Regions from separate parts of the Mus musculus genome. Here all the other regions are linked to region 1. Evidence: chromatin loops called from intact Hi-C (ENCODE). Cell type or tissue: heart. All regions are shown on one strand.

Region 1 (8,000 bases):
GACTGAGACTCCAGGCTTCAGCTATAGCTATACACACCCGGGTAAGTACATTTCACCAGGGCAGATGAAGCTGCTGAGATCACATGGGGAGCTCAGAGTTTGTCCCATCTTGCCACCCTCTTAAGATGAATAATTCAGTGAGTATAAGGCAGGTACTGGCCTTTTCAATAGACCTTTCTTCAAACTGAAGTGTAACTTGACTGCACTGTCTAATGGGTAACTCCCTGACATGGCTGAAACAGGAACCTTTACACAACTCTCTGAGAACTCAATGAAATGTTTTCCCTGGTTCTGGGCTGCAGCAGACCTGGCCTAACAGCGGAGGCATTAGCTAAACACTGACTATGGCTTTTTTGTTTTCTCTTCTGTGGAATGTGGCTTAGTTCTCAGGCCAATAGTGGGCTTTCTTCTTATATAACCATTTTTTTTAATTCTTTTCTTAAAACATCATTTAGTTATTAATAGAAAAAAGTTTCTCTTTTTAGTCCCACAGCCTGGACCAACTATCTAAAGGAGTTTCAAGAGTTGTGAAGACAGGATGCAGGATAGAGGGGTCCCAGGAAAAATCTCACACATACACACACACACACACACACACACACACACACACACACACACACACATACCAATGTGGTTTTTTGACAATCAGCTCTCATTCAGGCTTATACTTGAAAAGGAAGCACACTCCTATGCCTATAAACATATCACGTACACACACACACACACACACACACACACACACACACACACACACACACCTGTACAAAGACAAAAGAGAAATTGAAAAAAAGGTTGTAGCATCTGCGGTTTCTTACTTATCTGTTTCTTATTTTTTGCTGAGCTGACATGTCGGTTTCCGTGGCAACATAGAGTGGCCTGGATAACATGTGAAGTTAATTTCAGAGAGGTCTGCAGAGCCAGGCAGAACACTTTCAATGAAAATTCCTTCTTTTCTCCCAGGAACTATAGCCCCTGGTCTCCAGGAAGAATTCGTGCATATGAAAACAGTAGCAAAGATACTCTTTTCAGTTAGAAAAGTAAAAGAAGTCCTACTGTTTTTAGTTTTGAGATGCTAAAATTAGCAATAGGAGAAAAAAATTTCCCATCCTGTGCTGCGATTAACTAGTATGAAAACTATCCTGAAAGGAAGTATCATCTATCCTCTACAGCAAAGAACCAATTGGCTTGAGGGCTCCCATCAAAGTGGAAGACAAGAAAGGGGAAACTAAAGGAGGGAAGTGTATACAGATAAAAGCAAGGGCGTGAGTTAAATAGGATTTAGAGCACATGAAAGCACAGATGTGTTAGATTGTTCTATGATTCTTGCTCAATAGGAACTGTGAATTCACCTATGCCAAGCTGTCAGAAAAACGTGTATCTTTTTAAACACATCACCAGAGCACAGGAGCATCCTTGGAACTGGCAATAGTGACTGCATAAGGAGACAGGCAGATGTCATTAGCTTGCTCTCCCTGTGCTTATGAGAGGAGAGTCTAGATGATGCCAGACGTGACTCTTAATGTTGAGGCAGGTGTTAGGTTACCATGGGAAGCTGGAGTGAAATAGTAAAGAGATTTGAGTGGAGAAATACAGGAAGGTAAAGCCGGATGCATTCTCAATGGCCCAGCTGATGAACGAAGTTGGCAGGTGGGGTCTCAAGTGAAATGGATCAGAAAGATAGGAGAGGACCAGGACATGTTCAGTCGCTGAGGACATGTTTGAAGTCTTGTATGTCAGAACAGGAGCAGATGACCGACAAGCCTAAAGACACCAGGCATGCTTAATAACATGACATAGAAGACACTTGCCTTCCTCCAGTATTAGCATATCAGCTCCATGGATGGTGAGTGACTGCTGTGGCTATGGAGCTCAGAGTAGACTCTTTCCACGCACGTGTTGAGAGGATGATAGCCCTTGGGTTGTTTGCTAGAGACATCATCTAAAGTATCCCTGGCGCGGCCTTAAACTTTCTAAGTAACTGAAAATACTATTGAATTTCTGATCCTCCTGTCTCTACCATCTTCAGAGCTCTGGGACCACAGCACTAGGTAGCTATGCTTGATCTATGTGGTAATGGAGATGGAAACCTGGACTTAAGGTGTACTAAGTAAAAACTCTGCAAACAGAGCTAAGCCTGCAGCCCCAAAAGAGTGCTAGTTCCTACAGAATTCTACAGAAGCCCATGACTAGTGCCCCCTGCTGCCATCTCCATGGATGTCAAAGGGGTTTTAAAGATGTAACTAAGGTCAATTAGTTGTGTGGGCTTTAAAGGTCTAATGTAGTGACAAGAGTCCTCAAATGCTGAGATATGTCCCTAGATAACAGCAGAAGAGAACATCGGGGAATGAGCCATGGATCCTGATCTCTCAGACAAATGGATTCCTAAGAGAGGCCTCCAAACAGCCTCAAAACCTAAAAGCTGTCCCTGAAAAGCATTCCACAGGAAAAGGGTCCTGAGTCCGATGGCAATCTAAATCTTGGCTCATGTGAATGAGCTTGGGGCCGTTTCTACACAGGGTCCTGGTGAGTGCAGGGCTTTGCCTTCCTGTGGAATCCTAAACAGCAACACTAGCCCAGCCTGCCTGGTGTTCTTTTTCACACATGTAACTGTGAGTGTTGCTTGGATACTGCAAATATGGTCCAAATAAGTTGCAATACAGCAAGAAAACTAGCAAGTTTGACAAAATAAGCAAGTTACAAAACGGTACACATACCATGAGCTTCTTTTTATTTATGTATTCATGTATTTAGGGATTTGTAGAAGAAAATGAGTTAAAACACATGCACAAACATAGCGGGCTTTTAGGTTGGTGCATTAAAGTAAGATGAAGAGGATGTCACCACACAGGAGATGTCACCCACACAGGAGATCTGATAATTCCTTTCTTTTATGGCCTAAATAGCATGGTATAGAGTTTTGTTGCTTTTAAAGATTTACTTTTGCATGTGTGTATGTGTGTATGTTGATGTGTGGGCATACGCACCTGCGTGCAGGTGTCCATTAAGGACAGAAGAAGGCATCAGATTCCCTGGACCAAGAATATACAGGTTAGGTTAACTGCAAGAGCAGCAAACACACTTAACAGCAGAGCCATTTCTTTAGGAGTAGATTCAATTATTCTTCAGGAACCATTTGAACCGCACCCAATCATTTGAATGAATCTTTCAGTGTTGCCTGATCACATGAGGTAAGCTTATGACTTTGATATTTGGTGAAAATTAAAGTTCAAAACCCTAGCCTTATTCTTGTGTTTCTAAATGAGATGATTTCGTTTTGGTTGTTTCAAATCTAAAATCTGTGTGATGATCCTTGCAAGTTACAGTCAATGAAAAGACAGTAAATTCCCCCAAATGGTACAATTATTAATGAATCTACAGAATTACCCATGGGGCATGCAGACTAGATTATAGGTCTTATATTTATCAATGTTGAGTTCCTAGAATAATTTCCTATTTGGTTTTTCTTACAGTTTTTCTATGATCAGGTTTTAACATTGCCTGATGCTCTACACAATTCCTGGTACCTATCAAGTATTTATTAATACTTCTAGTTCAATTAATGCATTAAACAATTGATGATGGAATGCAAAGGTTGACAGCTGAGACAATGAAGACTGCAGTCACAGAATGCTACCACGAGATGTCAGTGTAAATAGGAGAGCAAAGCATTTCAGGAATATTCTGCATCATCTTCCAAGGCTCTAGGGAAAACACATCTGCAAGACTCTAAAGCCAGAAAACAAAGCGTTAGAAATGAATTTATCTCCCTGTGCATGAATATATTCAGAGCAACTCCTGGTTTATAAAGGAAAGTATCCATGCTGACCTTGCGACCCTAAGAATAAACCCTTGGAATTTCACTTCGGGACAATTCCGTAAGTATAGTTTTATTTCCCACTTTTGCCATTTGTCTGCCTCTCTAGGGCTGGCTGGGGAGGGAGTATGATTAAGGAGAGACTAATGAGTTCAATCCAGATTCCACCTCTTGTTATTTCTGAATGAGGACAAAGCATTGGACTTTCTGAGTTTCATTTTGTCATACGAAGAAAGAAGAAAACTGATAGGCAGAGATTATCTGTGTCACATGACAAACACTTTGATTTCAGCAGAGAGCATTCTCCAAAGATTAGTTCCTGGTGTGTGCTGAGATCATGAAGGAGGGCTTTTGCTGCAATTCTGAAAGGATTTGGTTAATGAGCCCACAGTAACTCGTCTTGGAAAACTCTTTCTCTACTGAGTCCACAGCTCTGTGAAAAAGTCTATGTGGTCCCCAATGATAACTTCCCTTTTCCAAAGCACACTCTTGTTGAGCACAAAGATTGATCACTGCCAGACTCTAAAAAAAGGTTATGAGTGTGATTGTCTCTCTGACTTCCTGTGGTCTCCATAAAACCTCCAAGCTCAGTATTCTAGGCTCATAAAAATGTCCTCAACCCGTTTCTCATTTGCTTTAATGACATTTTCTAACAGTTGACATTGGCATCTCTTCTCTAGGGAAAGTGTTGTGAGATTTTCTTTCCCCTTCCCCAGAATAGCTGCTGAGAACAACTCATGAACTGGAATGCAGAATGCACAAGTTACAATGTCTATCTTCCCATGAAAGGATGCATACTTGGAGATATGAGAACTCTACCTCCCCCGCTGTAGCACCAGGCAGGGGACCCATGGGTCAGCACACATCCCATCCCAGAGGACCTGGTACTCTCTGGCCTCCAGTGCTGTGCTCTTCTGGGGAAGGAAAACAGAGTAGATGACAGAGGAAGCAACATTCCTTAGCATCTACTGCATGGGCAAGAAGCTTTAAGAGCTGTACATTACAGATGAGAAAATCTTAGTTTAGAAAGAACCATTCTATTTTGTTTAAAATAAGGACTCACTTCACATGGCCAGACCACTTCAAGGAAGAGGAGACAAAAACATACCTGAGTAAAAATAGCTCTGGGAATGGATGCTATCATCATTCTGAAACATAGGATATTGTGAGCATACAAGGCGGCGATGGGAAAGTGCCAAATAGCATCCTGAGACTTCAAGGACAAAAGAACCAGTTCTGATGAGGAACTGCTTAGATACTGGCTGGCAGATGCCAGACCACCTCTTTACCATCATGTATTCTGGGCTTGCTCTGTTTTGTACGTTGAACTCTTATAAGTAAGGCCTCCTACAGACTGGCCAAGCAGGAATTCCAAGCAGAGTTAAGCGTTCCTACATTGATACGAAGATGAGAAAGTTTTAATGTCTTTTATTCCAGAGGCTCTCAATAAAAGGAAAACAAAAATGGATGGACGGACAGATAGACAGACAGACAGACAGACAGACAGACAGACAGGCCAAATTTAAGAGTAGTGAAGGACAGGTTGTTACAGTGGCCTGATAGTAAACGCACCTTCCAAGCAGATCCTTTGCCTAACAGAACTTCCTGCTTAGTTTTACAAAATAACTATTGCTGCTCCCTTTGGTTTCATGTAGCAGAAGTATTTTTCTGATGATTCTCCTGGTTAAAGTGTATTCTCTAGGGTATAGCAGAGACCCCAGGTTAAACCCTTGATGCTCCTCCTACAGTTTCAGCTTCTGGACTCTGAGATATAACTAGGCCAGTTCATCAGAGAGGGCGCTATTGTTATTATGTTGTTTTGTTAATTTGCTGTCATTTTTTAAAGAGTAGGCTTTAATGAAGATGATATTTGCAGTTTCCATCCCAGCGGCCTAGAAATAGTGGAAACTCTCAGTGAGTGATGAATCTCACTTCCTGTCCCCTCTTCAAGTCTGAGCATTCTCTCTCTCTCTCTCTCTCTCTCTCTCTCTCTCTCTCTCTCTCTCTCTCTCTCTCTCTCTCTCTCTCTTTCTCTCTCTCTCTCTCTCCTTCACTCACTCCCTCTCCATCTCTCTCTCATCCCTTCCTCTCCCTCCTCCTTCCTTTTTCCCCTCCTGCTTCCCCATTCCACTTTCTCTCTCTCCCTTTTTTTCCTCTATTTCTCTAGGTTATTCTCCCTCCTTCCTTTCTTACCTCTCTCTCCTCCCTCCCTCCCATTCTCTCTCTCCCTCTCTCCCTCCCCCTCTCTCTCTTTCTCCTTCCCTTCTTTCCTCCCTTTCTCCCTCCCCCTCCCCCCGTGGAAAATAAGGCAGCCATGCACTTGTGCAGCTATGTGAAGAGAACAGCTGATAGCACTAACCCCGATGTTCACTGTCTTTTAGATAACATTACATTTTTCTTCTCCCATGGCAATCACAGCTGTTGATTTTACTGCTGCTGCTTTCTCTGCTAGGATGGACGCTTATTTATCTTGACTGTCCTTGTGCTCTCTTCATCCATCCCCCAGGAAATGACCCTCTAAAACCATGATATGAGGAAATAGATGCCTGTGGAAAAGATCAACCTGTGCGTGGGAAGATGAAGGGCTCAGTACTCTTCAATATGTTTGTTTTGTTTGTTTTCAGAATATTCTGTTAGATACTACTCACCCCCTCCAAAAAAATTATATCGCATCTGGGTGTCTAAATCCTGCACACAGCTGTGCCAATGTCTTCTCCACTCTTTCCATCTGCCTGTTTGTTTTTCTTGGTGTTAGTTTGCAGTCTGCTATTTTGTATAAGCAAAATTATCCTTTCATGTCTTACCCATTTCAACGGCTTCTTCTGGATGTTGTAAATGGTAGCATCTGTGGTGCTTGTCTCCTAATTATGTTTCCAGTCTCTTAATGGGAAAGGTGAGCCAGCAGATAGGACAGCAATACGGAGCCTCTGCACCTCTGACCCTGAGGTGGGACTCCTCCCAAGATCACCAAAGCTTGCTACAGAGCAGAGTATCTTTGAGACTGAGTCGTTAAGATCATATATTAACTTCTGCTCTGTCGAGACGATGAGGAGAGGTTTATACAAAGTTCCCATGGATTTACACTTTGCTATACAAATGAGTCATTACAACTGTAAAAGTCTGATTTTATAAGTAGATGTCTGTCTCCAATCTCCAGGTTCTTCTCATGTTCAAACTGTTGCTTATTTTTAGATTAAATTGGGCAGCATAGACAGAATAGGAGCAACTGGACAGAAGTGAGTGTCAGGAAACCTGGGTTGGATATGCTGTGTGGATGCTAGCGTATAGGGTGGGATGCTATCATGCAGTGATTGAAATAGGTCATTCAAAATCCTTTGGCTTTCACTGGCAAATTTAATTGAGCCAGCGGTTGGACTAGATGGTTTGTGAAGTAAGCAGTACAGACGCCATTGATCATTGTACCAATGATCTACTTCTGCAGGAAAAATAAGGCAAACCGAATATGTCTGCATCCTAAATAGCACATGGTCCAGTCAGGAAAGCCAGAGATGGTACAAATGGCTCTCTAGGAAGCAGGCGCTGGCACAACAGCAGCAGCTATCACTGCTTTGCTTACATGACTCTCTGTTCCAGGGGTTGATACTCATATTTTTGCATAGCGTATTCATGCCTTTTTAGATCCAGTGCTCATAATATTGAGGATCTTTGTTTCTCACAATGCAGACCCTGAATCCCCAGTATTTAGCTTCTACCTCCCAATTCTCTGCACCCCAGTGCCATGGGATCCCTTGTTTCCTAATTAGATATATCAAGGTCCTTGACTTCCTTAATAGGATTGAGGGTTCCCTCAACCTGTCAGGTCAAACAATCCCCTCTTTCTTTAAAATTCTTTTATCACAACAGGAGGACAAGTGCCCAGGACAGCGGCATTCTCTGCACCTTGCACCCCAGTTCATAGAATGCATTGCCTGCCCTTCCTTTCACACCCGACCCCAGGACCATCTGTTACTTTCAAAGAGGAGCCAAATGCCCAAATTAAGTCCTGGTGTGTGGATCTGTACACTTAACCTCTAAGATGTGTCCTTCAAAGTTCTGATGTAACACTATCTCCTTGTTAATTTTCATAACCAGACTTTGCTCTTTTTCTCCCTGTAAAGCACCAGTCCATTTGAGGAATGCTCATGGGCATCTTGATATTTTAGCATCTACACCAGAGCCGGGAAAG
Region 2 (8,000 bases), 91 kb after region 1:
TTGGGACTGGGGGTGGTTATTATAGGTGGTCTTTGATACTAAAAATTTTGAAGTACAAGGCTTGAACCCAGTCCTTCTATCGCTGTTATTATAAATAGATCTGAGATGTTTAAGCCCGTGAGTTAAGGGCCAAATAGTAAATTCATGGTTCTGAGTTTATTGTTAGGGTGTTCTCAGTTATTTTAATGAGAAATGGCTGAGAGTAGTTAACAGACAAGTCTAGATTACTTTACATAGATAGTTGGTTTTCAAAAACGTCAGAAGTCCACAGAATATGACGTTTAATGTTATTTATTCACTTGTTGTTGAGACCAGTCTGCTCCTGACAGCTTTCCCTGTCTTGGATTCAAAAAAGCATCTTCGAGTTACTCCAGATGTGGTGAAACAGCCACTAGGCAACAATTGTCTCATTCATCTACGACATAATTCTGTCCAAAGAAAGGACACAATTACAGGTTAGGACAGCTTGATTCTGCCGAGACAAGAGTAGGCTAGTCTTTAATATTCCGGTTTTTCTAAGTCTGTCAGATGACCCTGGCCAGTAGACTGAAGACCGATGCTCCAACATGTTAAAGTAAGGGACTGTCCAGGTGATCAGCAGTCTCAATGGATTGTCTAAGTTTTGGAAGCTGTTTTAGGTTTCCTATATATTTTCAGTTAATATCAGTCGTTCTTGGATTTCTGATGGGATTGAAAGACTACATAGTCTCCTAGCCAACCCAGGCTTTTTATTTTGAGAGGAACAGTTTTGAGAGGATGGTTTTCAGATGGCATTCAATCTAAAGCCAAGACATAGCCAGATGTAGAATTATAAGTCTTTTAAGTAAGGATAGATGACAGAGGTTTTGTTTAATTAACAAACATGATGGACTGGGTGTTAGGTCTCTTGTACTTTATAAATTACAAAAATAGTAATAGTTATGTTCAATTATATCTGAGATAAAATAGTCTTTTAATTGGACAGAAAGGGGGAAATGTTGTGGATAGCCCTGGGGCTAATTATATTTGATGTTAATTCCATTCTCCTGTGAGTGGTTATAAACAAGGAATGAGTCAGCACTCAGGTGATTTCCTGTAAACCTGCTTCCCACCTTAATTTATAAAATAAAGGAGAGCTGATGGTTTGGCAGATAACAGGGAAGTTGGAGCAGAAGTGATGGGGCGGGGAGAGAAGAAGGAGAAAATGGAAGAGGGAGAGGATGCAGAGGAGGAGGAAGAAAGAGAAAATCTGAGCAGAAGCACATGGCCTGGAGAAACTAAAAGTTCTAAGGGGTCTCATAAGCTACGGAAGATGATAGTGTAGTGGTAGATCTGCCCAATCTAGGTGCATAGCATGTAATCATATTAACTGTGTTGTATTTTCATTGCCGGGGCATATCTGGGTTGGAGAGATTTACTGCAACATAGCCCCAAGTCTTTGGCCTTGAAACTTAGAGTAGTGGGCCCTTATCTACCAGGGCTTGGACATAAGTTTCTGGGGCTGCTTCTGAGTGCTCAGAAAACAGGGACCACCAAAGGCTTGTCTGATTTAAATTTATTCCCATGAAAAGCAAACAAATTTTAACTAGCTGATGGTAACACACACATGCACACACACCATAGACATGCACCCCATACTATAACCATCAACACTGCCACAACCACCACCATCATCACCACCACTATTATCATCACCACCCTTGACTCAGATGGTCACTGAGTTGGCTCCATGTCCAGAATGTCACAAAGAGCATAGGAGGAGGGGATTTGTTTTTCACATATTAACTGCCTTTCCTTTGGATAAAAACCCAGAAGTGAGATTTTTTTTTAAATTATCCAGTATTTCTGCTTTCAGATTTGAGGGTACCTCCATGCTGTTTTCCATGCTGATTGCACTGTCACACATGTGCTGACAGTACACATGGGTTCCCTTCTCATTGTTTTTTCACAGTTTCATCTTTGTGATGACAGCAGCTCTGTCTGGTGTGAGATGAAGTCTGGCTATGGTTCTCATCAGCATCAATGCCATCCTTCTGCTAATGAATGTTCCCAGCAGCTATCCATGTGCATGCTGGTGGCTTGCATGCTTGTAATGGAACTGTTGTGCTGTAGACAAGGATTCCAAGAGAGAAGAGACACCTCTCTGTGCTTTGCTTTATTTAGTATTACACTCTTGATGTCTTTTTGACTCCATAAACTTCAGACTTGCTATGTTCTGTCTCCTTCAGTGGAGCTATTGGATGGACTGGAAGCAATAAGAATTCAGGGTCATGTGAAATAAATATCAATGTTAAAATGACCTTAAAAGTTATCTCCTTCAGTTTTCTCAGATTTTAAAAAAAATTTATTTATTTATTATATGTAAGAACACTGTAGCTGTCTTCAGACACCCCAGAAGACGGCATTGGATCCCATTACAGCTGGTTGTGAGCCACCATGTGGCTGGTGGGATTTGAACTTGGGACCTTTGGAAGAGCAGTCAGTGCTCTTAACGGCTGAGCCATCTCTCTAGCCCCAGTTCTCTCATATTTTAAATGAGTACAAAGTACTACAAAGAAGAAATAATTGCCCATGGTCACAGGGATGTTGATAATAACATCTAAAGAACATACTATTGGCAGTTAGTTTCCTGTTCCCTACATCCTTGACCCTTACAGTCTGTTAAAGAACTTGTATTTAATTCCTTTTCCAAAATGCTGAGCAGGCTGCATTTGTGTAGACACCAGGATGATGTATAGAGATACTATGGCTTGAGCACTCTTTACATCAGAATAAAAAAGCAGAGGATACTGACTTATTTGGAGGCATGGAGAGAAACAGAGAGAAAAAGACAAAACAGACAGAGACTGAAAGAGAGAGATGAGAGGCAGAGAATTACATGAGTGTATCTTTCTGTATGCATATATGCGCACATATAGATGTGTTCATGTAGGAATAAATATGTGGAGTAGACCTGTTTGAACACATGTGAAGGAATAGGCACGTGTGTTATTATATACCTTCAAATGCATGAGTAAATATGTGCATGTGTAAGTATATACATGCCTATGTGGGCATCTGAATGCACATGTCCATATATGCTCATGTGCACATAAGTGTGCGTGCATATGAAGAGGAATCCCAGTGAAGTGTTATCTGGAAAGATGAAAGAGAACAGTAATACTGCGTAACTAACTTCTCTTCCCAGGGAAGCTACTTTTCTGAACACTAGAAGTACAAGGCTAGGATCTGTGGTGACCCTTGGGAACAAGATGTGTGAAAGTGTGGACACTTGTGTTGTTTGTAAGCAACCGTGAACTCCAGGGGGAGAAGACCATTTTAAATGTCTCGTCAGTTGCACTGTGTTTGCTCATGTTTGCTATTGAAGAGTTGCATGAACAAGACTTGGAAGAAGACACAGTGTGGACAACAGGAGCCCTATGGTACAGAGGAAGTGTAGCAGAATTCCTGAAGGCGGGAGGAAGTTTCTACTCTTCTGGGATGAAAGAGGCTTTCTACTGCTGGAAGGTAAAGTAAGTGTGCATTCCCCCCTGGCTCGAGATGTGGCTTGTCCTTCAGTGTTTCACCTTCCTGGGGAGAACATCAACCTGCGAAACAGAACCCTGTGTTCTTTCTAGGTGAAAAGCCCACCAACACTATCCATGCCCAGGACTGACGCCCTGCTGCAAACACCCCCTCCACCAAAGCAGAGGTCGCAGGCATCGGAAAGCGACACTTCCAAATCTCACTCACTGTGGAAAGTAACCTGTAGAGGGTTGCTTCTAAAGTGTTACTCATACTTTTTTTTTTTTTTTGAAGTACCCTTTTGGGGCTTACTATATAAAAAGTTGGGTGAAAAAAGATGGTCATAAGAAAAACAGAACCTCTCTCAAAAAAAAAAAGAAAAATACACAGAAGAAAAGAAAACAGCACCAAAGCACTCCATTGAATGTTTTTGGGTACTCACTCGTATTCCTACTTTCTGCCAATTGTTAGGTTCAAATGAAATGTCAATTTATCAAAGTAAGGCATCATCCTCTCAGCCCAAAGCTGAAACCTGAACACTGGAAGATGTCCGTGACCTTGTTTTGAGGAACTGCAAGCCAGGATGTAATTACACACCCACACACACACACCCCCCACACATATATATATAATGTGCAAGGGCTCATGCCTCAAATAACAGCTGTCCCCAGTGTACCTAGGGCCCTTGACTTGCACCAAGTTCTGTACCATGTCAGAGAAATGAAGTCCTCTGGGGAGAATGCAAATTGTAAGGCTAGAAACATGGGCGTTTTCTTGGATGGGCCCCTTGGGATTCTGGAGAACCGTGACCACAGGTCACAGGACCTACCCAGCATTGTGTAACTTCCTAGCAGGAAAAAAAAAATCTCTTTTGCCTAGGACTGACTCCAGTGTGCCTGTCAAAAGCCCTTCTCTCTAGCCTTTGTTCGGAAGCTCAGGTTGCATGGAAGAAATGAACTTGGCAACTCCCTTCCAGGCTGCAGGAGAGGTGGCCAAGAGCATCGGAACAAAGCAATCCCTCCTTCTCCACTGGAGCAGGTCTGAAGGGGACAGAGTGAGCATTCTCATTGCTGGGCTGAGCTGGTGTTTGGAGAAGCCCTCTTGGACAGCAGCTGTAAATCACTAGGCAGCCTCTGTTTACATGTTCCCTGTAGCCAAGGTGCACAGCCTGACTCCTCAACCAGCTTCCAGGAGAGCTTCATTTCTGTAGGTAGGAAAAAAATACCTTCAAAAACTAAACCAGGATCCCCAAAAGAAGGGAGCTAAAGACTCGACTCTGAGGAGTGGCCTAACCAGCTGCTGCAACATCTGTGGAGGCATGTCCATCCTTGGGGAGCAGAGCTGGCACTAGGCAACCTTTCCCTCCCTCCTGCTTCTACTCGCAGAAATTGGAATCTAGGGGAGATCCAATCAAGAGACAGGAATGCATCCTCCCTTTCCCCTCCTCTGGCCTCCACATGCTTCCTGAGACAGGAAACTTTAAATTGCTGGGATGGGCCACCCTAATTGCTACTCTTTTAATAACTCGGTTCACTCCTTGAAGCCTCTGTAAACATTCTGGAAGTAGTGAATTCAGAGCACGGAGGGGAAGCTATGTCTCTTGCACAGCCTCTCCTCTGCAATGAACAGATTCCCCAGGAATTAGAGAATGGGTCAATCAGCCAGGATCTGAGCTCCTCTCCACAGTCCTGAAAATCCCCTTATATATAACTCATTTTCCACGTGTCACCTCAATACTCCCCCTTTTGAAATCACACCCTGCCATGTCTTGTCCTCCAACCACCATGATGACCCCTGTGTTGTCTGTATTTTATGTCTCTCTATTTGCACCAGCCCTGAGCTTCCAATCCAGTCCAACATTCTACTTTTCCTTAACTTTATCCTGCAAAGGACGCTCAGAATGAATTTCATTTCCAGAGTAAGGAGGGGGATAGGGCCTAGAGAGGTTAAAAACAAATCTCTGTATATCTAACTAACTCAGCAGCATTCTATGACAACAGAGATCCTAGGTGGGCCTCATCTTTTCTTTCTGAGAACTTCCTCTTGCTTCCCTGGTTTAGGACCAGTGACTGTCAGAACCAGTTTTTGTGGGCAGCCTCTGGATAGATAGGAAATGTGTTTAGCATCTCCAGATGGAGGAAACAAGTGGAAACAATCACTTGAAAGCCAGTGAAGTCAGAGTGGATGGGAAAGGCACACCAGTTCATCTGGCTTCATCTAAGTCTTTAGGCCAGTCCTTGTGTCTAATGGTGGTTTAGGAATTCTGAATCCCATTTTATGGTGATTGGCTGTATCCGTACGTTATTAGAAACTCAGCTCTTTAGTGCATGGGAAGATGGAAGGATTTACAACTGTTTGCTTCTCAGTGACTTAAGTAAGATACTGAGTTTCTTCTGTCATTAAAGAAATATAAAAGTATCATTGAACTTGTTGGGTAACATTTATTCCTAGGGAGATGTGAACAAATATTGACTCCAGACAGGAAACCAAAGACAGATCAAAGTATGGATGCCACCACAGTCCAACTTGGTGAACCAATGAGTTTGATTAGGTCACTTACAGGAACAGAAAAGACTCAAAGGCAGCTGCATCCTCGAAAGCCGCACACCAGTATGAGTGACAGCTCATGAAAGCTGGAAACCTAGAGCTCGTATCACAGCCTCCAGGCAGCTCAACATGCTGGAGCTCTGGAGGAATCCCTGAATAGGTGAAATCCTCAGATAATGTATATTTTGACATAGGCACTAGCTGTTGAGGACCCAGAAAAACTGACCCATGATAAACTGGCAAAGCCATTATCCATATGGGTCAAAGTCAAGATGAATGGCAATGTTATCTTCAGGAGTTTGATTATTTATGGATGAGTTCAGTGTGTGTGCAAAGACAATGAACTGCAGCAATCTCCTCCCCATTCTTGCAGTCAGAGACTGCTCACCTACAATGATTTCCTTCTGAGACTAGCTACCTCTCCAGTACCATACCTAATAACATGCTGAGGTTCCAGGTTGCAGTAGTTGAACTCAAAATGACCCCCACTCCATTGTATGTGTGTCTCTGTGTGAGTCCTTTCTTCATACCCTTGCCTCCCATAGAAATGATTCTGGGATCCAAGCCAGAGTATCCTTTCCAGACAGCTCAGTTGGTCAGAGCCTCTTCTGGGTCCTTGGCTAATTGGTTTCTTCTAGGCTCCTCCACTTGTGTGAGCCTCTTATAGGCAGCCCAGGTAGTCCAAGAGTGTCTCAAGCAGGCCTTATTGCATATGTATATATGGGTCGAGGGTTAAGAGACCTTGTAATTCTGGTCGATTGCTGAAGCTTTTGAATTATTTACTTCTTGTAAATTATTTACTTCTTGGATTTAAGGGGCTTTCTGTAGGATTCCAAGATGGAAGGTTTTAATCTTTAAGGAAACTGAGGCACAACAACCTCCCCCTTCAAAGGAAACATGGACAGGGACCAGGTAGTGAGAGAGGTCTTAAGAGTTGCAAGCAGGCCAAATGCTGACACGGGGTCCAATTGTGGACAGGATTAGAGTAACATGGAGCTGGGGTTGGCATGAAATCACATTAGGAAACATGAAGGGGTTTTCTGTAGACTTGGGGCTCCAGGGTCTGCTTGTAGGTGTTTCCAAAGACTGCTGAGTAAGTTGGTCTTTTGTGAGTAGAGTTGGAATGGCCAGTGTCAGCTAGGATCAACGTAATTAAGTAGGTAACTTTTCAGTGAAGTCATCTGTTCTGAGACAAGAGATTTATTAGGAATCAAGTCAATGATAATTGTTTTAATGGAAAATTCTTTAACTCTGAGACTTTTGGATCTAGGATGTCCTGTGATCTTAGACATGAAACACTAAAACTGGATGTTAAGGGATGGGGAAAGAAGGGAAACCAGAAAAGTGCACGATTCTGGTGGAATCTGTTGCAATAGCTACACTCAGTGTAGCCACCGGGGAGATTCAAGATACCATAAAACAAAAACAAGAAAAATATGGTTTAAACAGATGTCGATGCTAGGTGGCCAGCTAGAAGGTAGCCAACTACAAGGGGGCTTGAAGTAATTAAAGCTTTGGCTTTTGCAGGCAGCTAAGCCTAAATGTGAATTGTACCTGGGCTTGTGATCTTGGGCAAATTACTTGAACTCTCTGAAGTGTGTGTGGGGGGGGGGGGGAGGGTGTCTGTGTCTGTGTGTCTATGTGCAGGACCTGAACTCAGGTCACTAGACTTGACATCAAATATATGGGGGTGGGGGGAGGAAAGGCGAGGAGAGGAAAAGAATGACAACGAGAGGAAAGGGAGATAAAGGATAGGAGAGCAATAGAGACAGAAGCAGAGACAGAGACAGACAAGAGACAGAATAGAGACAGACAGAGAGAGAAAAAAGGAAAGTAGAAAAGGAGGAAGATAGATGGTTGCCGGCTCCTTGCCTGCAGGTCCAGACAAGAGGAGAGAGATCCTGGTCCCTCCAGGGTCTCTCTGGGGCTGAGCAGATGGCAAGTATCCAGGCCCAAAAGAAACACACCAA
Region 3 (8,000 bases), 71 kb before region 1:
AATTATGTAAAGAATGACCCTGGTATCTCCAGGAGAGCATCTGGAATCGTTCTCTAGTCTTTGTCCTGAGGCAAGGCATCTGCTCCAAACTGGTTTTCTACTTTCTGAAAACCTTATTTCACCAAACAGGGTGATTTTCTAGGAACACAGTTCAAAGTAAAAACAGCATGCTCACGTGCAATATGCTCCCATGCAAGGACGCTTACCCCATAGGAGATTTTATCAGAAATAGAGACACTGCACTGGACTAGAATGGATCTACTTGGGCAGGACATCCTTTCTCTCACTCTGGTCTTTTGCTTTTCTTTTTTAAATCAAGAGTTCCTTCTAAATATTTATCGAAAATGTCACTTTTTGTCCCTTGCCAAGGACTATAGAAATTCAAGTGGAAAAAAATCTAATTTATCCTCAGTCTAATTATTTGTATGACTGAACTTGGAATATTTTCTAAGACCTTGCCAATTGGTACACTGTGGATACTTCAAAGTAAATTATATGTTTTGCTTCCTTTGCTATGAACTTCGTGTGTGTGTGTGTGTGTGTGTGTGTGTGTGTGTGTGTGTCCACTAAGTTGCAGCAGCAGCACCAGCATTAAGCCTTCATCTATTGACATTCTGAACAAGGCTTGGAGTGGCAGGGAGGGATAGAGGAGAGAGGAAGAGAGGGAAGAAAGGGCAGAAGGGGAGACAGGGAAATCTGGGAGTTTGTGTCAGGGGCCAGCATGTGTTCTTGTGTTCCATGAATATGCGTGACCCGGTTCACAGTGGTGTGAAGCGATCCCCATCACCTCCACTTTGTAGCCAAGGAAGCCCTTTCAAAGAGAGTAGGTGCTGTCTTTTAAGTCTGATTCACATCTTACAGCACAATGGCATGTCTGTCTGTGTTCAGATAATTTATCCAGTCAGTGCTAAAGCCAAGTCTTCCATCCAGATCCAGCCAGGCTGAGCCACAATGAGTGCCTGACTTTGGTAGGATATGATGGCGTCTGAGTCAGTCAGTACTAGCCCACTGCCCAACAATCAGAGGAGAGGGGAGCATCTCGCTCATCTGAAGAGCAACCTTGTGCCATTCTGCATCCCTGCCCACCTTCTACAGAAAAGTCAAGACTCCAGAATGTAGCAGGAGTGCACTGTGCTATGCCCCTGCGGTCACTCACTGTAGTCCTCATCACTGTAATTCTGGAATAATAAGTGAGTCAAAGCCACGTAAATGCAACATAACCAAATGTCTAAATGATTGAGTAAAAGGCTCTACCACTGGCAAAAGAGAGATGTTCTTAGAGGATATCAGAAAGAAAACATTTGTGCTCCATCCCTGTAATTATAATCTCGCAATGTGACTATTTCAGGTCATTTGCTAAGCCATTCCTTATTTAAGAGTCTATTCTCCACTTGTTAGTTAACTGCCCCCCGGTCAGTATTCAGCTCCCAAATCTCCAAAGACAATCTTTGAATCTCTTGAACTCTTGAAGCAGGCATGAGAAATTGCTTTCAAATACAGAGTAATCCATTTTAGAGACTATTTCATCTGAACCCTGAGAGTGCACAAGGCTACATCCATCAACCCGGGAGTATAAAGTAGAGACACAGCATGCTATATTGCTTCTTGTATTTATGCACACTCTCATTTCAGCATTGTTATCGTCTGATCTATGAAAGATATGTTAACTACTCCTAGGCTCAGAAGTGATAAAAATCAGAGCAGAACTAAGAAATGTATTATCTGAGGAGCCAAACTCTTATCAAACAGCACTGCTCATAAGAAACTAGATGAACAGCATTCAACATTGGGGTGCGGAATATCTTGGTGAACATTCTCTGGGTGAAAAAGTAATGACCCTTCCCCTGTACTCTAGGGATCTGCCAGGGTGTTCTGCAGAGGAAAAATACGCAGCTTAGCAACCCTGCTTCTTGAGACAGTGGCTTGTATTGATTGGTTAAGTAAAGGGAACCTCATGAGAGCCTAAGTCCCCCATAAGAAGAGAAGAATCCTGTAGTCCATGTACACGCCCCTTAGCTTTCTAATCTGTAGGTCCAACTCTGGAACTTTTTACATTCCACCTGATCCAGTACAGACAAGAACTTTGAACTGTCAAAAGATCACAATGATCACTTTGCACAATGATCAACAACCATTTCTTTCCAGGTAGTAAATCCTATCTAGAGTTTTGGAGTCACAGAACAAGCACAGGTGGGGATTCCAGAAACCAGCACCTTGTCCCAACACCCTGGCCCAGTCTGCCTCCCCAAAGGCCCTCTCCCCACTGGGAAGAGGACTGGAAACCAACTAAACCCGGATTTTGATAGGAAGTTCTAGTGTTTTCCCAAGTTACCAATCCACTCAATCTACTTGGAATATCTACTGCTGATTCAAAAAAATCCAGAATGTTCTCAAAGAAAGAAAGAAAGAAAGAAAGAGAGAGAGAGAGAGAGAGAGAGAGAGAGAGAGAAAGGAAGGAAGGAAGGGAGAGAGAGAGAGAGAGAGAGAGGGAGAGAGAGAGAGGAAGGAAGGAAGGAAGGGAGAGAGAGAGAGAAAGAAAGTTTATTTTGTTAAAAAATATTCAGGGACATGATGACAACTTACATAGATGAAATACTAAATGAATTTAATATTTCTAAATTTTAACTTGTTTCACAGACTATTTTAAAATTATGACTTTTTAAAATTGCCAACAAATTCTAAAATGACAAATGATTTTCTACCTATCAGAGTTGGTCTTTTAGAAATTCTGAAGGTAACCAGTGTTGTTAATTCTCAAGGGTTCTATTCTACCAACTGGCAAGCTCTTTGTGCTGTGGAAGCATCTAAATCGCCTGTACTGCACCCTGCACCTCACCCCTTAACTGACAACAGGTTTCTTTTATCTGACTCATTACATTGATTAAACTCTGAAACAAGCTCACAAGCATTATTCAACCTAAGTGCACAACTTTGAGAAATATCAGAGTTCAGTCCCTCTGGCTTATTGTGGACAAAGACAGCAAGTTCCCACTGCAACAGTACTGAGCTATCTCCCATCGGGAACTTAGAGCAGAGGGAGTAGTCAGATGCTGATGATGTCAGCATGGTGTGACAAACATGCTTCCCCATTGAAGATTCCAGAGGTTTAGAGTTAAATTCAAGGGGCTCAGATTCGTGCAAAAGTAGTTTTCTTGCTTGCAAAAACTGTAATTCTGTGTGAGTGTGTGCGTTTGCGCATGCACATACATGCCAACACATGCTGCCGAGGTTAGCAGAAGGCAGTAGGTGTGGTCTTCTGTCTCTGTTCTCTTTGTTTCTTTGAGGCAGAGTCTCTTGTTAAACATGAAGCTTGTGTTTGCCCACTAGGCTGGCAGCCAGCGAGTCCCATTGGTCTTCCTTTGTGTTCACGGAGCTGGAGCAGCAGGCCACTACTGCATACCTGGCTCTTTCATCCTGAAGCTTGCAAAGCAAGCTTAACACAGCAACAGCTCTTCACTGCTGAGCCATCTTCCAGCCCCGCAAACATAGTTTCTGTTCTAAAGAACTGCACGGACTCTACCTCACAAAATGTCCAAGGTCTCAGCCCACTTCAGCTGGTATTAGGTCCTACCCTTTTGTCACACTTAAGGCTGTTGTGACAGTTCTAACACAAACACCCTCTGCCAGACTCATGTGGGACGTCTACAGGTTCACACAGTTTGTGCCCTAATTCCTTCAACCCCAACGGAAATCTCTTCATCTTTGATCACCAAAACTGTCACTTCTTCATTCTCTTCTGATTTTTCCACTATGCCTAATGTTTCTTGGCCCAGTTAATCTGCTCTTCTCTACCATCCACTGTCTGCCATGCCCCCCACATGGCGTTACCACCTACCTGCTTCCACCCCTGCCCTTCTTCACTCCCCACTACAGGTACACACAGAGGGAAAAGCCAAGGTTCTCTTTCCCATCTACACAAAGTCACTAACACAAGATACTTCCTAAAGCAGCAGTCAGCTTCTACTAGTGTGAATTAAAATAACAAACGATACTTAAGTGAATATACTGTATCAACCAATCAGGAAACATCTCAGTTTATAGTTGGCTGTATTGTGAATGTTACTTTTGAATGTAAATGTCTCTTGTAATCCCTGCCTTTCTGCCTACTGCAACAAAAGAACAGTCACTTTCTTCATCTTTTCCTTGGATACATCTTTAATCCCATCCGTGAACCTCTCAGATTCCATGCAATCATCAGGCAAGACTTTACCTAAAAAGCATTTTATTCCTCCAAGAACCAATGTTCTTCTGGATATATATATGCCCAGGAGAGGTATTACGGGATCCTCCGGTAGTACTATGTCCAATATTCTGAGGAACCGCCAGACTGATTTCCAGAGTGGTTGTACAAGCCTGCACTCCCACCAACAACGGAGGAGTGTTCCTCTTTCTCAACGTCCTCGCCAGCATCTGCTGTCACCTGAATTTTTCATCTTAGCCATTCTGACTGGTGTGAGGTGGAATCTCAGGGTTGTTTTGATTTGCATTTCCCTGATGATTAAGGATGTTGCATTGGAAATGTAAATGAGGAAAATACCTAATAAAAATATTAAAAAAAAAAAAAAGAACCAATGACCAATGTTCTTGAAGTTGCAGGAAAATTGCGAAAGAGATCACGAGGGGGCGCCAGAGCCACACTACAAGGCAATCCAGAGGCTGCCTCTCAGAAAGAGGTGTGTTTGCCTGCAAGCACATTGGTTTGCGGTTTGTATAGGATCTAGATTCTGTTCACTTAAGCTCACCTTGACGGAGGTCTGGACTTATCTATCACCACACCTGCTCGATTGAAAGCTGAGTCCCACAGGATGAAACAAATTTCTGTTTCTCAAGCCAAAATAATAATCATAATCATCATATAAATGGGTTATTGAATATGACTTGGCTCTGTTTTCTTGATTTGAAATCTAGCATTTCTCTGCTGGAAGGGGATTGAGAATTCCTCTACTTATCATTATCCATCTCCTCCCCACAGCATAAAACAGAGAGATACTGAGTTTGGAGAGAAAAGTTTGCCTGGTAATGATAGTCCGAGCAGTTAGTAGCAGCAATGGCGCTAATGGCAAAGCCCTGCGGTTCTAGAACCTTCGTTCCGTGGGTTTCTCCAAAGTAGCTTGAGTGTGCAGTCCCCACTATGTCCTCTGAAGCTCAGAGAAGTAAAATGCCTTCACAGGCTCTCCAGGGAGGTATGATGCTTTTAAGAATAAGTTGTCTTTGGTCTCCTAGTCTAATCAAAGGCTAATTATTTGATCAAAAAAGCCAAGATTTTCTGTTTAAAGGGCCATTCATTCTAAATTTTAAATCCAAAATGAATTTTTTTAAAATGTCAGTTGGATGTGTGTGTGTTACTGATTATAAGTAAAGAAGAATAGGTCATGAATTTGAGGATATGAGAGGAGTTAGAGGGGAAGGAGGAATGCAAATGATGCAAATACAGCACTCATGTGCACAATTTTTTAAAAAAGGATTAAACTAAAAAAGGGGCGTGGAACTAATACTGACTTGGGAAGCTTCCGTGTCCCTCTAAGCTGTGGGTTGCCGTGCGTCAAATGTGTCAAGAAAACACTCTCTCAGCACTGAATTATTTTTTAATGACGTGCTAAAGCACAGAGACTGTGAAGTCTTACTCAGGCAAGGCTGTGTGAAGTGCTCTGTGGCAGACAAGGGGTCCACAACCCCCCACATTCTTCCCTTCTCACATCTCTGCACGCATATGCCAGTGGAAGGAACAAGTCAGAAAAGTGAGAACTGACACAGATGGAATGAAGCAGGGGAGAGGGACCAGACTGGGGAGGAAGGAACCCACAGATATAAAGGGCGTGTGCAGGAAAGGCAGTCCAGACAAGAGCATTAACTGCTCACTGGTTGGACATGAGTGTAGTGTGTTCCCCGCTGATTCCCTGAGCTGAAATTGTTTCACCACTGTGAAGTATTATGGACACTCGGGCCTAGCATGATTACCAGGGGTGGGGGTGGGGGTCCATTTTGCTCTGTCACCAAAGTAGAGTCTTCATTAATGCACTGTGCTGTCCTTATAAGAAGAGAGAGGGAGACTGACCAGAGGACACAGAGCATCAGCTCCAGGCTTTTTGTCAAACCCCATATGGTAAGTAGGCCATCACCGGATATGGGACTTCAACTTTGCACGTATATGATTATGACCCCAAACACTCTTTTTAAAAAATATGAGTTACCTAATTTTAGTTTTGTTCATTATACTCACAGGAATCAGAATAATACAAAATTCAAAACATCATAGCAAACACACACACACACACACACACACACACACACACACACACACACATACATTACTCCAGCAATGCTCTACCTTATAAGGGGTCCATAGCCTTCCCAAACAGTACCACCAGCTGGAAAAATGAGTGCTCACACACATGAACCTGTGGAGGACCTTTCTCGCTCAAACCATCACTATACATTTATGATGGATTCATTCATCCACTCATTCATTACATAGCCAAGAAAGAAAAATTTTATATGTTGGCACTATATACTAAATCTCATCAACTAATTCATTGTGTTTCTTTTCTTTGTTTTTTTTTTAATCGTATTTCTAGTTTGCCTTCATGTATGTCTGTGTGAGGGTATCAAGTCCCCTGGAACTGGAGCAACAAACAGCTGTGAGCTGCCATGCTGATGCTGGGAACTGAACCCACTAGGGTCCTCTAGGAAGAGCTGTCAGTGCTAGCAACTGCTAAGCCATTGCTCCAGCCGTTCATAGTTTTCCAGATGCCACAGAGAAATGTGATGTGCAGATGCCTGGTTGAATCGCGGGACTTGGTAGAAGGGAGAATGTCATGTGAAAACTGCTAAGGATTGATTAATATTTGAGTGATTTCCATCTCAGACTGGAAATTCCATCTTCTGTGAGAGCTGCCAACTAGAATTGATCACCTAAGCTCAGTTAATCAAAACGAATGAAAAGGCTCACACACCTATAATTAATTATGACCTGAATGAGACTCCTAAACACCCTAGCCCATTCAGCTCACAATTTTCTACTCTAATTCATGACCCTCTCCTACTGGCTTCTCTCTGAACCTGCCACATGTGATGTTGTTTCATTTTTCTGCCAGTTTTTAAGCGATGGGTTTTGCAAGCTATACATAAGGAAAGAAAATGATGCTTGCTAGGCCAGTGAGGGTAAATTCACTCGTGTTGAGAATTGGATGTGCAGATGAGTTTCGAGTTGGTTATCTCCGTCCCACACTGCATCTTCCTAATCCCTCAGTACGCTCCACAAATCAGATATTTTTATTGTCATTATTACCATGCATATGTATTGTGTGAGACCACAGTTAAAATGAGTAACAAGGTTTTCTGCCCCCTTCATATCCATCAAACTACCTATTGCAATTTGTTTGATGTCTCTGTGTCTTTTCTGGGTTCATTCATTATTTTAAGCCTGGCAGTGAACTCCACGCCACCCATATGGGAGAATAAACATCCATTGGACTGAATGGAGTTGCCTGGGTAGCCCAATGTTATCTTTTCAGTGTGAACTCTTTTTCATTAGAGTTTTCCCTGAGAACTCATTGAGAATATATTTTATTTCTCTCTCCTTCTGTTTTCTGTGCTTTGTGTAGCAGTCATATGATTATTCTTTATCCAGAACTTCTAACTCTATCCATCATGACTTTAATTTACTAAACAGGAACATACTTAAGAACCATCTATAACCTTAGGAAATCTATTGGGAGAGACCAAATTCAGAGAAACAAAACCTCTAAACTCTCCATAAAATTAGTGTGTCACAAGCCTTGAAGAAGACATGGTAAGAAAAAGTCAGACACTGGCAATGAAGAAGAGGCAGGAGAGGATCACTTTACCTACATGGAACTTGCTGGCTAATGTGAGTGCTATGCAAGCACATCAGTAAAAGTGAAGGGTCAGAATACAAGTAGCTCAGAATTGATTTTGCTCACACTTAAAGGTGGGTGGGCTCAAGGAGGTATTGAGAGAAAACAGAGCATTTGGGATAC

Evidence for each region. Hi-C counts contacts between places; a loop is a spot of excess contacts. Peaks named below come from ENCODE experiments on the same cell type or tissue, not always from the same donor. Only the 100,000 strongest peaks of a DNase experiment are listed, where the experiment ranks them.
Region 2: it touches region 1 in a loop (6-fold over the local background); 8 of 42 quality-filtered maps call a loop at or near these places.
Region 3: it touches region 1 in a loop (7-fold over the local background); 10 of 42 quality-filtered maps call a loop at or near these places.

The regions. Positions count from the first base shown.
Region 1 is chr12:15,602,629-15,610,628 of GRCm38, forward strand. Gm40287 (a long non-coding RNA gene) reads left to right here and starts at 3,705. Exons shown (of 6, transcript XR_872503.1): 1 at 3,705-3,875. In heart, CTCF peaks have their summits at 2,207 (motif pointing left), 3,633 (motif pointing right) and 5,605; no DNase peak of the experiment used is centred here.
Region 2 is chr12:15,694,122-15,702,121 of GRCm38, forward strand. The region is part of intron 1 of Gm40287 (a long non-coding RNA gene); the gene reads left to right. Among named protein-coding and RNA genes, the nearest start is that of Gm40287, 92 kb to the left of the region's middle. In heart, no CTCF peak of the experiment used is centred here; DNase peaks (open chromatin) are centred at 4,360 and 4,850.
Region 3 is chr12:15,531,359-15,539,358 of GRCm38, forward strand. No RefSeq gene overlaps it. Among named protein-coding and RNA genes, the nearest start is that of Gm40287, 71 kb to the right of the region's middle. In heart, a CTCF peak has its summit at 4,622 (motif pointing right); a DNase peak (open chromatin) is centred at 4,643.